2 separate regions of the Homo sapiens genome follow, and region 1 is linked to region 2. A link is a loop called in an ENCODE intact Hi-C map of the cell type or tissue named here. Cell type or tissue: K562. All regions are shown on one strand.

What was found. Hi-C counts contacts between places; a loop is a spot of excess contacts. Peaks named below come from ENCODE experiments on the same cell type or tissue, not always from the same donor. Only the 100,000 strongest peaks of a DNase experiment are listed, where the experiment ranks them.
Region 1: a loop joins it to region 2, with 18 times the contacts of the local background. A loop is called at or near these places in 2 of 110 quality-filtered maps.

Annotation. Positions count from the first base shown.
Region 1 is chr4:124,319,380-124,324,379 of GRCh38, reverse strand. No RefSeq gene overlaps it. Among named protein-coding and RNA genes, the nearest start is that of LINC02516, 240 kb to the left of the region's middle. In K562, a CTCF peak has its summit at 1,954 (motif pointing right); no DNase peak of the experiment used is centred here.
Region 2 is chr4:123,347,960-123,352,959 of GRCh38, reverse strand. LOC124900774 (a long non-coding RNA gene) reads left to right here and starts at 1,739. Exons shown (of 2, transcript XR_007058263.1): 1 at 1,739-2,746; 2 at 3,243-3,806. RefSeq lists enhancers at 997-1,498, 2,410-2,940. In K562, a CTCF peak has its summit at 2,589; DNase peaks (open chromatin) are centred at 2,649 and 3,419.

The DNA.
Region 1 (5,000 bases), 970 kb before region 2:
TCAAAAGGCTATAAATAGGAGAAAGTGGGGGGCTGTCTGTTAGCTCTCAAAAAGTATTATCTCCATTTCATAAATCAATGTGAATAGTTCCACTTTTATTTTTTATTCCTATTTATTATCAACCTCCCCTTTTTCCCCTCTAAGACTCTAGCACTAATCACTAATGAGCTAGATCAGAATTCAATCTGCCCTCACCTCTGGCCAGCCCAAGAATATTGTTCCCAAACTAAGGGTCCTTACCTTTTAGATCTCCCTCTTCCTGTAGGGGAACTATTTTCCTATCTGATATTCTGCAAAGTGTCCTAAACATGCTGGGAATGAATAGCACAATGGACTTGGCTATCAAAAGTTTTAAAATATCAAACTGCTATTCTTCCTGTTAATCTCTTCATTCCTTCTGATAGGATAGCTCTAGCAGGCCCATCAAAAACTGCCCAAGAGACAGGCCAGCGGCTCAACTGGCAGAGGTTACTAAGTTTGAACATTCACACAATAACTCTTTGTATGCTGTAATGAGGGGTGATGTGGCAGTCTTCTTTTCCATGCACTATTTTTTTCTTTTGTAATAGAATCTTTCTCTGCTTCTTTAAATTTGTATATCCACATATAACACTTCGGTAGGTAGGCAAAGTAAAGTTCCCTACTGTGGTCTCATGGTAATAATATTGTAAAACAATACAAACAAGAAATGGTTCTACCGTTTCTTCAGGTGGAGGTCTGAAATTTGCAGTGCTTTACTCCAGAACCATAACTTGATAAAATGCAGAGCTACTAGAGGAGCAGATCATCTTCCTAAAGTGCCTTGAAATTCAAGTCCTTTTTAATTGCCGAGAATTCATGTCACTTGTGTGACAAAGCTATAAACATGCATAATCATAAAAACACATTTTGACATCCTGAATAAAATCAATGCCATGTTATTGTTAATTTTTTAACAAACAGATGAGTTTTATTAATAATTTTAACAGTTCAGCCTATGTCTTAATCAATGTTTTCCTCCTAAAAAATTATTTTGCAAAACACATTGGAACATTTTCAACGGACGCTAGTAGAAATATGTCTCACATCATTCTGAAAGCTCAAATAGTATTTGTAAATTTCTTTTGTTTATCATCTACATCTTTTATACAATATCACACAAACATTTTAAAGTCAAGGCCTATGGCACGTACATCTTATGCATATACTCAAGCAGAAACATGAGAGACATCAAACTGGCCGGAGATTCACTTTGCTTGGTATTACATTAGTCTTTTGATAGTATTTCATTTTAACAAGGTAATGCAAACTTTTTGCATCCAGTTTATTGAAAGTTTTTCTTTAAACATGCTTTCTTTCCCACCAAAACCCAACAGCTCTGAGGTGAAGTTAAGGAAAACTGCCACTGCCAGACACCGCTCTCAGCAGCTGCAGAGCTGCCGAATTCTTCATAAATGCTGTGCTTTCTTTCATCACATGTTCTTCATCTTCCCTTTTCTTTCTCTTTCCAGACACTGAAATTTCTTCCAAAAGATATTTTCCGTCTTTGCCAAGCTTTCCATGTGTTAGAGAATAATTCCTTGAACCCTGGGGACTGGTTTTAAGCTTTAAAAATTTGCTAAGTAGTTTCTTTTTTATTTGTTCCCTCTTTTAAACAACTCGATACGGGCATCAATTTGTCTCCTTCCTCTCTCACTCTCGCTTTGTGATGTTCCATATGTGAAAACATTCATTAAGCACTGTAATTTTTTAGCTTCTGTTCTGTAATCCTCAAGTCCCACTTTTTCCAAGATTTCTGAAAATTATCTTATTTCATTCATGCATAAATCTTCACAGAATATGCTGAAAGCAATACAGAGAGCAGATGCTATTTGCTCAAGAAAAATGCAACATTTTGGTGAAATGTAATGCAACTTCCTTTGAAACCTTAAAAACAAATTTTTTTATTTCCCAATATATCCACTAGATGGCAGGGTAGACCTCCATTTTTGTGTCTACGAAAATGTGCTCTTTATGGCAAAGGATTACTTTTGTGTAGAGCATATTGTATTGCTCCGTTTGTTTTCATATTCTAGTCTTCTGATGCTCTCTAAAGTTATTACAAACAAGGACAACAAATGTGATCACCTATTGAGTATATGCTGTAACCAGACACCTTGCTAAGAATTGCCTTATGGTTATAGGCACATATACATTATTAAATAAATTATATTAGGACAAGTAATATATTTATTATATAAGAATGATGATAAGGCCAAGGAGAAATAAAATAATATTTCATAAAATGTTTCCATTTTATGAAATTGACAAAGCAATTTTAACTTTGACAGAAGATTCAGAAATGGCTACAAGCACTTTGATTGCTGTTTCTACTTAAAGGTAAAAGAATGTGCCAAACCAATATGTGGAGAGGGTAATGCTATTTCTGGGTCACATTAGCATTCAGCAGAACTTTGTATTCTCTTCATATGCAAAATGGTTACTTGGATTTTTAGAAATATGGCTTTTTAACAAGTTCGGTACTGCAAAATGTAATGCCTTGATTATATCTGTAAGTGATGGGAAGATGAACAATAGTTTGACTTTTCTGATAAATGGTGCTTAAATATTTTTTGAAGTTTCCAAAGCTGAAAACAGTTTATTATTTTTTAAAATAAAGTCCTGCCAGTGTTTCTTAGCATGTAATTCTAGACACTAAACCATACAAATACATGCCACTCCCCAATAGAGAGTAATTTACTAATTTCATTTAAATCTTAGCTCTAGTAGATTTAAAAGTGTGCCCTACGTAGTTCTGGGGATTCCACAGGCGGCCATGTGGGGTCTCCATAGGCAGTGGGAAGAAGGTCCAGGCTAAGCACTCTCTCCTTTCAGCAGGAGCATGAAGATATTCATCTCTTTCATATATATACTGCGTAACCCCTGTCATTTAAATAAAGAGTTCAGCTGGAGAAAGCACTTCTGCTGTGATTACACATAGGTCAAATGAAAGTTATTCAGTAAAGATTGAGTAAAGATTACTCACTCTAGAGTAAGGATTCTATTTTTGCCAGTGGGAAAGAAAAAAGACAGATTAATTTGGTAAAAATAAAATCAAATTTTTCTGCCAAAAAATTAAAACTCAATAGCAGTCATCATATAAAAAAGCAAACATTTAACTGGATTTGTTATGTTAACCAGTTGTTTTGTTGTCACAGCATGTGGCTATCAAATATCCTCATGACAAAGAAAACTAAGGAAAGCAAGAGATATAAGAAGCAGTCAAAAAATATACACTTATGATTGATAATGGGCCTGGTTCTGTAATAGGAGATTCAGAAGATGACTAACTTATACAAATACACCTGCTCATAGAGATGTATCGACATCCACCTATTCCATGTAATGAAAAAGACAACAGGTAAGTACTGGGGGCTGCAGGACATTGTCTTGAAGTTGACAGCTCCTTAATCCACATCTTTTAGGTTTTAAGTGTTTCTACTGTGCTTCTTTTACATAGTTCAGCTCAAGGGATGAGACAAATCAAGTCACTGCCATTATATTAAACAGAATGAGGTGGCAAGAAATGTACAAACAACATGCAGTAGAGTATGAATTGGCATAATTTTTTCAAAAAGGAAGAGATAGTAAATACCTTAACTTTGGGCCACTAATCAACATTGCTGTAATCGTATGAAAACATAATATGTAAACAAATGGGCTTGGCTATGTTCTCATAAAACTTTATTTACAAAAATAGGCAGACACAGAAGTTGGTCCTCAGGCTATAGTTTGCTGACATAGCTCTGGAGAATCAATTAACGAAAACATCAAGCCTGCTTGCCAGAACAATAATCAGAAAAAAGAAAGAAAACACATCCAAATTGGAAAAGAAGTAGAATTGTCTCTGCCTGCAGATGACATTACATTACATATAGAAAATCCTGAAATCCTAAATCATCCATCAAAAAATGTTAGAACTCATAAACATTTCAGGAAAGTTGGAGAATGTAAAATAAACATAAAACATTTACATTTCTGTATATTAACAATGACTGATGTGAAAAACAATTTAAGACTGGCAAAAATATAATCTTTATATTTAAGATTAGGATTGTATTTAAGAAAATAATCTCATTTATAGCATCAAGAAAATGAACTACTTGGGAATAAACTTAACTGAGGAGATAAAAGATCTATGCACGTAAAACAATGAAACATTGATGAAAGAAATTAAAGAAGATATAAATAAATGGAAAGATGTCCCATCTTTGTGGATTGGAAGAATTAATATTGTTAAAAAGCCCATAATACCCAAAGCAATCCACAGATTTAATGTAATCCTTATCAAAATTTTGAAAATATTTTTTATAGTTATAGAAAAAACATCATAAAATTCTTATGGAGCCGTAAACTATCTAGAATAGTCGAAGCAAGCTTGACCAAGAAGAACAAGGGTAGAGGCATCACACTTCCTGATTTGAAAATGTATTAGAAAGCTACAGTAATCAAAACAGTATAGTACTGGCATAAAAACTGACATACAAGTGGATAGAACAGAATAGAAAGCCTACAAATGAATCTACACATTTACAGTCAACTGATCTTTGACAAAGTTGCCAAAAATCTAGCTAATTAAAATAGCCATCACTTCACAGTTATCTTTTGTGTGTGGTAAGAACACTTAACCTTAGCAAATTTCAAGCATACAATACACTATCAACTATAATCACAATACTGCACATTAGATCTCCAGAATTTATTCATCCTGCATAACTGAAATTTTCTGCCCTTTGATAAACATGTGTCCATTTTCCCCAACCTCTAACCCTTGACAGTTATTATTCTACTTTCTGCTTCTAAATTTGACTTTTTTAGATTACACATATGAAATTAGGTAATGTTTGTCTTTCTGTGTGTGACTTATTTCACTTAATGCCCTGTAGTTTCATCCTTGTTGTCACGAATGACAAGATCGCCTTCTTTTTATGGCTGGATAATACATCGTGTGTATATCATATTTTTTTATCTATTTATCTATT
Region 2 (5,000 bases):
GCTTACCTACAGACTAATGTGGTAGATTTCAGGATAAGATAACCTCTTCCCTTTAGCTCCCCCATAACAAGTCACCTTGCAATTGGACTCAGCTCTGTCTCTGGGCATTTCCCCACCCTGCTTTATAAAATAGAAATTCTTGTAGAGGTTGTGTCCAGACAAGCACAATGGAGACTGACACACAGGGCTTGGAGAACTTCCCAGAGGTGGTTTAAGAGTGATTATATAACATGTTAAGTCTGTGTTCCTTTTTGAGGCATAACTGAACCTTTGCCAAAATAACTAATTGCTAGCCCTTTCCCACTGACCCAAATAAAAACATGGTAAATAAATTACACTTCTGAAGCATACTCTAAAAAACAAACAAACAAAAATCTCCCACAAACCTGGTACTCTGAGGACATCCCAGCTTTCTGTGTGGGACACCACACGCTCACTGAAGGGCATGATACTGAATTATGTCTTTTTAAGTCATGCCACCTGTTGTGGGAGCTGCGGGAAGAAAAGAAATGAATGTAGTGAAATAAAAGAAACCAAAACAGCAACAAAAGAACGACTTCCTTTTTCCCCACTGATTTTGGCCAGAGGAAGAAAACAAGTAATTGTAATAAGCTGACGTGTTTCGGGGAAGCCATGAAAGTAGGCACGTGTCCATGTGCCCAAAGGCCTAATGAGAAGCAGGCAGTAGACCTACAAGAAATTTAGTCCCCTCTTCTTCCCTTCCCACTCCCCTTATTTCTGTGTGTGTTTTTTTTTTTTTTTTTTTTTTTTTTTTTTTTTTAAACTCTGGATTTATAGGGAAGCTCAGGGTGGGCATGGGGCAGACGCATGGGTTCTGCCAGGTGCTGTTTCTCAGGGAACACGGGAGGCTGTTGTCTATGGGGACGGGTGGGGCTGGAGCAGGCTCTGTGACAGTCAGAGGCTCTCCCCAACCCCGGCCAGCGACCTCCCTTGGGTACCTTGAAATCAGCCACGGCGGGAGTATTTACGCCGCGGAGATGGCAGCACGACACAGCCCTGCTTTGCGGGTGGGAGTGAAGAGAGCCGCTCACTAAACATTAACTAGCACCCCACGGAGCTGGAGTCCAGGCAAAATCCAAAGCGACTGGAAGGGCAGTTTGTTAACTCATTCAGCCGCCTCCTCGCCCCACAGCTAACGAATTCTTGGGCGCCAGCCTGGACAGAAAGGGGAGGAGACAAGCCTGCTGTGATGATACTTTAACGATGATACAGGAAAATGACAGGATAGGTACCATGTCATAGGAAGAATACTTGGAAGACCTGGGCTCATTTTATTGAGGCATCCGTCCACAAATGCCTATGGAGCATTCAGGCTTTCCAGAAATATTCATGGAATACTTTCTGTGTATAAAGTGGGCATTCGATGGTGAGTAAGGTGGCACACGGTCTACCACCTGAGTTTACATTCAGGGGAGGAGAATGTTAAAACAATAAGCAGATATATACTTTTTTGTGTTTTTGGTTTATTATTTGTTTATTTATTTATTTATTTATTTATTTTTGAGATGGAGTTTAGCTCTTGTCGCCAGGCTGGAGTGCAGTGGCGCAATCTCAGTTCACTGCAACCTCCACCTCCCAGGTTCAAGCGATTCTCCTGCCTCAGCCTCCTGAGTACCTGGGATTACAGGCAAGTACCACTACACCCGGCTTATTTTTTGTGTTTTTAGTAGAGAAGGGTTTCGCCATGTTGGGCAGGCTGGTCTCGAACTCCTGACCTCAGGTGATCTGCCCACCTCGACCTCCCAAAGTGCTGGGATTACAGGCGTGAGCCACCGCGCCCGGCCAGCATATATACTTTTAAAACAAGAGCTTAAAAATTTGGGGATGGAAATAAACAAGAGAATGAGATAGAAAAGGCCGGAAGAGATAGGAAATGCTGTAGGAACACTTAAGGATTGTGGCTAAAAAAGCTGTGATATGAAGTCAGGGCGTCAGTTCACTTGAGGGAGGAACTTTTTGTGTGTAACTCCCAGCCCTGCCACTTGCTGCCATGTGCCTACCATGATGGGTTGTGTGGGTGAACTTAGGTAGCACATGGCATTGGCGACACCCAGCCACACAGATCTAGGAGCTGCCATTCACGTCCTCATCGCTGCAAATGCAGTGTGCACCCTGTGCAGGACACCTTGCAGCCCAGGATGACACAAAGTGGATGCTAGATAAACATTAGCGGCAATCAGTGACACTGTATGAAACTCCCCATCATGGTGGAAACTTGTACTGAGAAAAGATGGCCACTTCTCAGGGTCATTGTAGCAAACAGCAAAGGTAGAGGCTTGAATGTGATGTCCTTGGAGTGGCCATCCCATGATAACTTATAAATCTTTTATTTTATCACTGTTATTACCCCTTCTACCATATTCCCTATTTCTAACTCATTGTCCCTTCTTTCTTTCCTGTTAAAACCTTTCTGCCCTTGAGCAAAGCAAAGGTAAGTTCTCACTTGTTTTCCCACTTAGTTCTATGTCAACCAAGACCTGTTTGTTTCTGCCAGTAAGTTACTTCCTAGGGCCTGTGAAATAACGTGGACTTTGAGTGTGGCTCTTTTGACAGAGCAATAGCACCACCTGCTACCACCTACTAGAAATGTCGTCTTGTAGAACAAAGAAATACGCACGCCCTGCTGTTCTGCAATCAGGCTCTGACAGAAGCTTTCAGGTGTGGTGCTTACAAGATCAGACTCATTGACTCACTCACTTCTCCCTGCTCCGTCACTACACTCCCAGTGAGTATTTCTTGAGCTACCACTGGGTCCTAAGTCTGCTCTAGGTATTAAGGACACAGTAGCACCATCGTGACCAAGGCATGGAGCTGAAATTTTCTAGATGGAGAAGACAGAGATTAAACAATAAAATGGCAAAATGATTTCAGATAAGGACCAATGTTTCAACAAACAAAATAAGATGAAGAGTTATGGGTCACTGCTTTAGATAGGGTGGGTATAGAAGTTCAAGTTTGAAGAAGCAGCTAGGTCTAGTGCTAGGAGAGAAACAGAATAAGACTGTGACAGTAAAGGTACCAGAGAAACGGGATGAAGCAGATGGGGGAAGCAGTTTCAATTCCATGGTGCGAATAAAATTGGTGCACACTCAGAGATGTTTTGAGAACTATTTGGTAAGCTCAGTAAATGGGCATGGTATAGAGCATCCTTGACATAAGTAACTCCATCTTAGAAAAAAAAAACTGTATCTTATACTTCATATGACACTTTTTGCCAACAGGGACAAGATATTTTGCTTAACAAATAATGACTACATCCAACCAGATAAGGATACAAACAAGCACATTCTTCCACTATCAGTCCTCACCAGAGGACTCTGTGGCCATAAAAAGAGTAAGGCTTCAGCAGCTCAACACAACTGACGCAGTCCTGCTATCAGTTGCGATAAGCACCTGGCATCTGCCTACAAAGGCTCTGCCCACATCAAAGACTCTTCCTTGCGAGACTGAGGGACTGCCCAGGCCAAGCCAGGAGATTCTTTTTGTCTTCGTTGTTCTCCCTGCAATGGTTCATTAACTCTTTTTTCTCTCCCTTTTCTCTTGATGTTAAATGTTACTTTGTGAGCTGTGGAATGTTTAACATGTATATAGTGACCACGTATTCTATTACATATGGTTTTCAGTATTAACTGACTTGTGGAGTGGCTTGAGCCTGTGTGCCCGCTATTCTCACTACCGAGTGAATGGGAAGTTCTGAGGAGAACCTCTTTCTTGGGAACTCCATTGAGCTCATGGTTTTTGTGATTGAAACAGTATCAATAAAAGTCTGACCTTGTGGCAAGATACAAATGTATGTGGACCTTGCACGGCTCATGAGAGGCATAACTCTGAAACATGGGTCAGAATTCCTGTCTTTCTGTTTCAAATTGCTCAACAGTGCTAAACATATTGTTTTAGACATAATAGGAGCTTAGCAAATGAGTATTTCTGTATTTGCTGGCTTCAATTGCCTTGAATTAACACAAGAAGCAGACCAGACTGGGGAAGAAAGTTATTTGTATAGAGAAATTCTTAAATGGCGAATCTGTAAGGGGCATTATCCTTACATTCTCCCTTCTCTCTGCATGCCTCTAACCAAAGACAGACCAGTCCGGACAGCCAAACGGGACCATAGAATAGTCAGGACGCATGGAGGGAAATAAGGTTGCCCAAATATATGGACATACTGTCTGAGAGCCATAGGGTATTTGCGATTAGCCGTCTGCAGAAAGCACCCTCTTGGAGATAGGAAGCATCAAGTCTAGATGATCCAGATAATAACCAAGTGTAACCCTGACAACTAGAGCATGAAATCAGGCCTGGAACCTGGTTTGGAACCCTTCTTTCTTCCTTCCCAATAGGAACAGTCTTCAAAATGTAGTGAAAGTGGGTCTCACTTAGGAAGACTATACAGTGCATCTTCAGGAGACAAGTATGTGTGGACCCGCCAGGGTAGTTATTATTCTATTTGGAAAGTCTATGGCTCTAGTGAACACCACTATCCAATGAAATTCCCTTGCTCAGATTTCTTGCTCATGAAACAGCCTTATGATGATAATTTCTGGCTTCCTATGCAGCTTTCCCATGAAGAGAGTGTACTGATTAGCCACTATGACCGTATGGCTGCCCATGACGTGTCTATTCTTACTAGAGAGCAATCATCACATTCTAGTTTATACATCAAACTTGTGTGATGTTTCCTAATGGAAATCAGTTGTTTTGAATCTGATAACCTCTGAAGGCACAATCAAATCAAGTTTTTTTTCCTATCTTTTTTTTTTTTTTTTTTTTGAGACAAGGTTTCACTCTGTCACCCAGACAGGAATGCAGTGGCATGGTCATTGCTCACTGCAGCCTGGAACTCCTGGGCTCAAGTTGATCCTCTCATCTTAGCTTCTTGAGTAGCTGGGACTATAGGCACACACCACCACACCGGGCTAAATTTTTATTTCATTTTTGTACAGACGAGGTCTCACTATGTTGCCCAGGCTGGTCTCAGA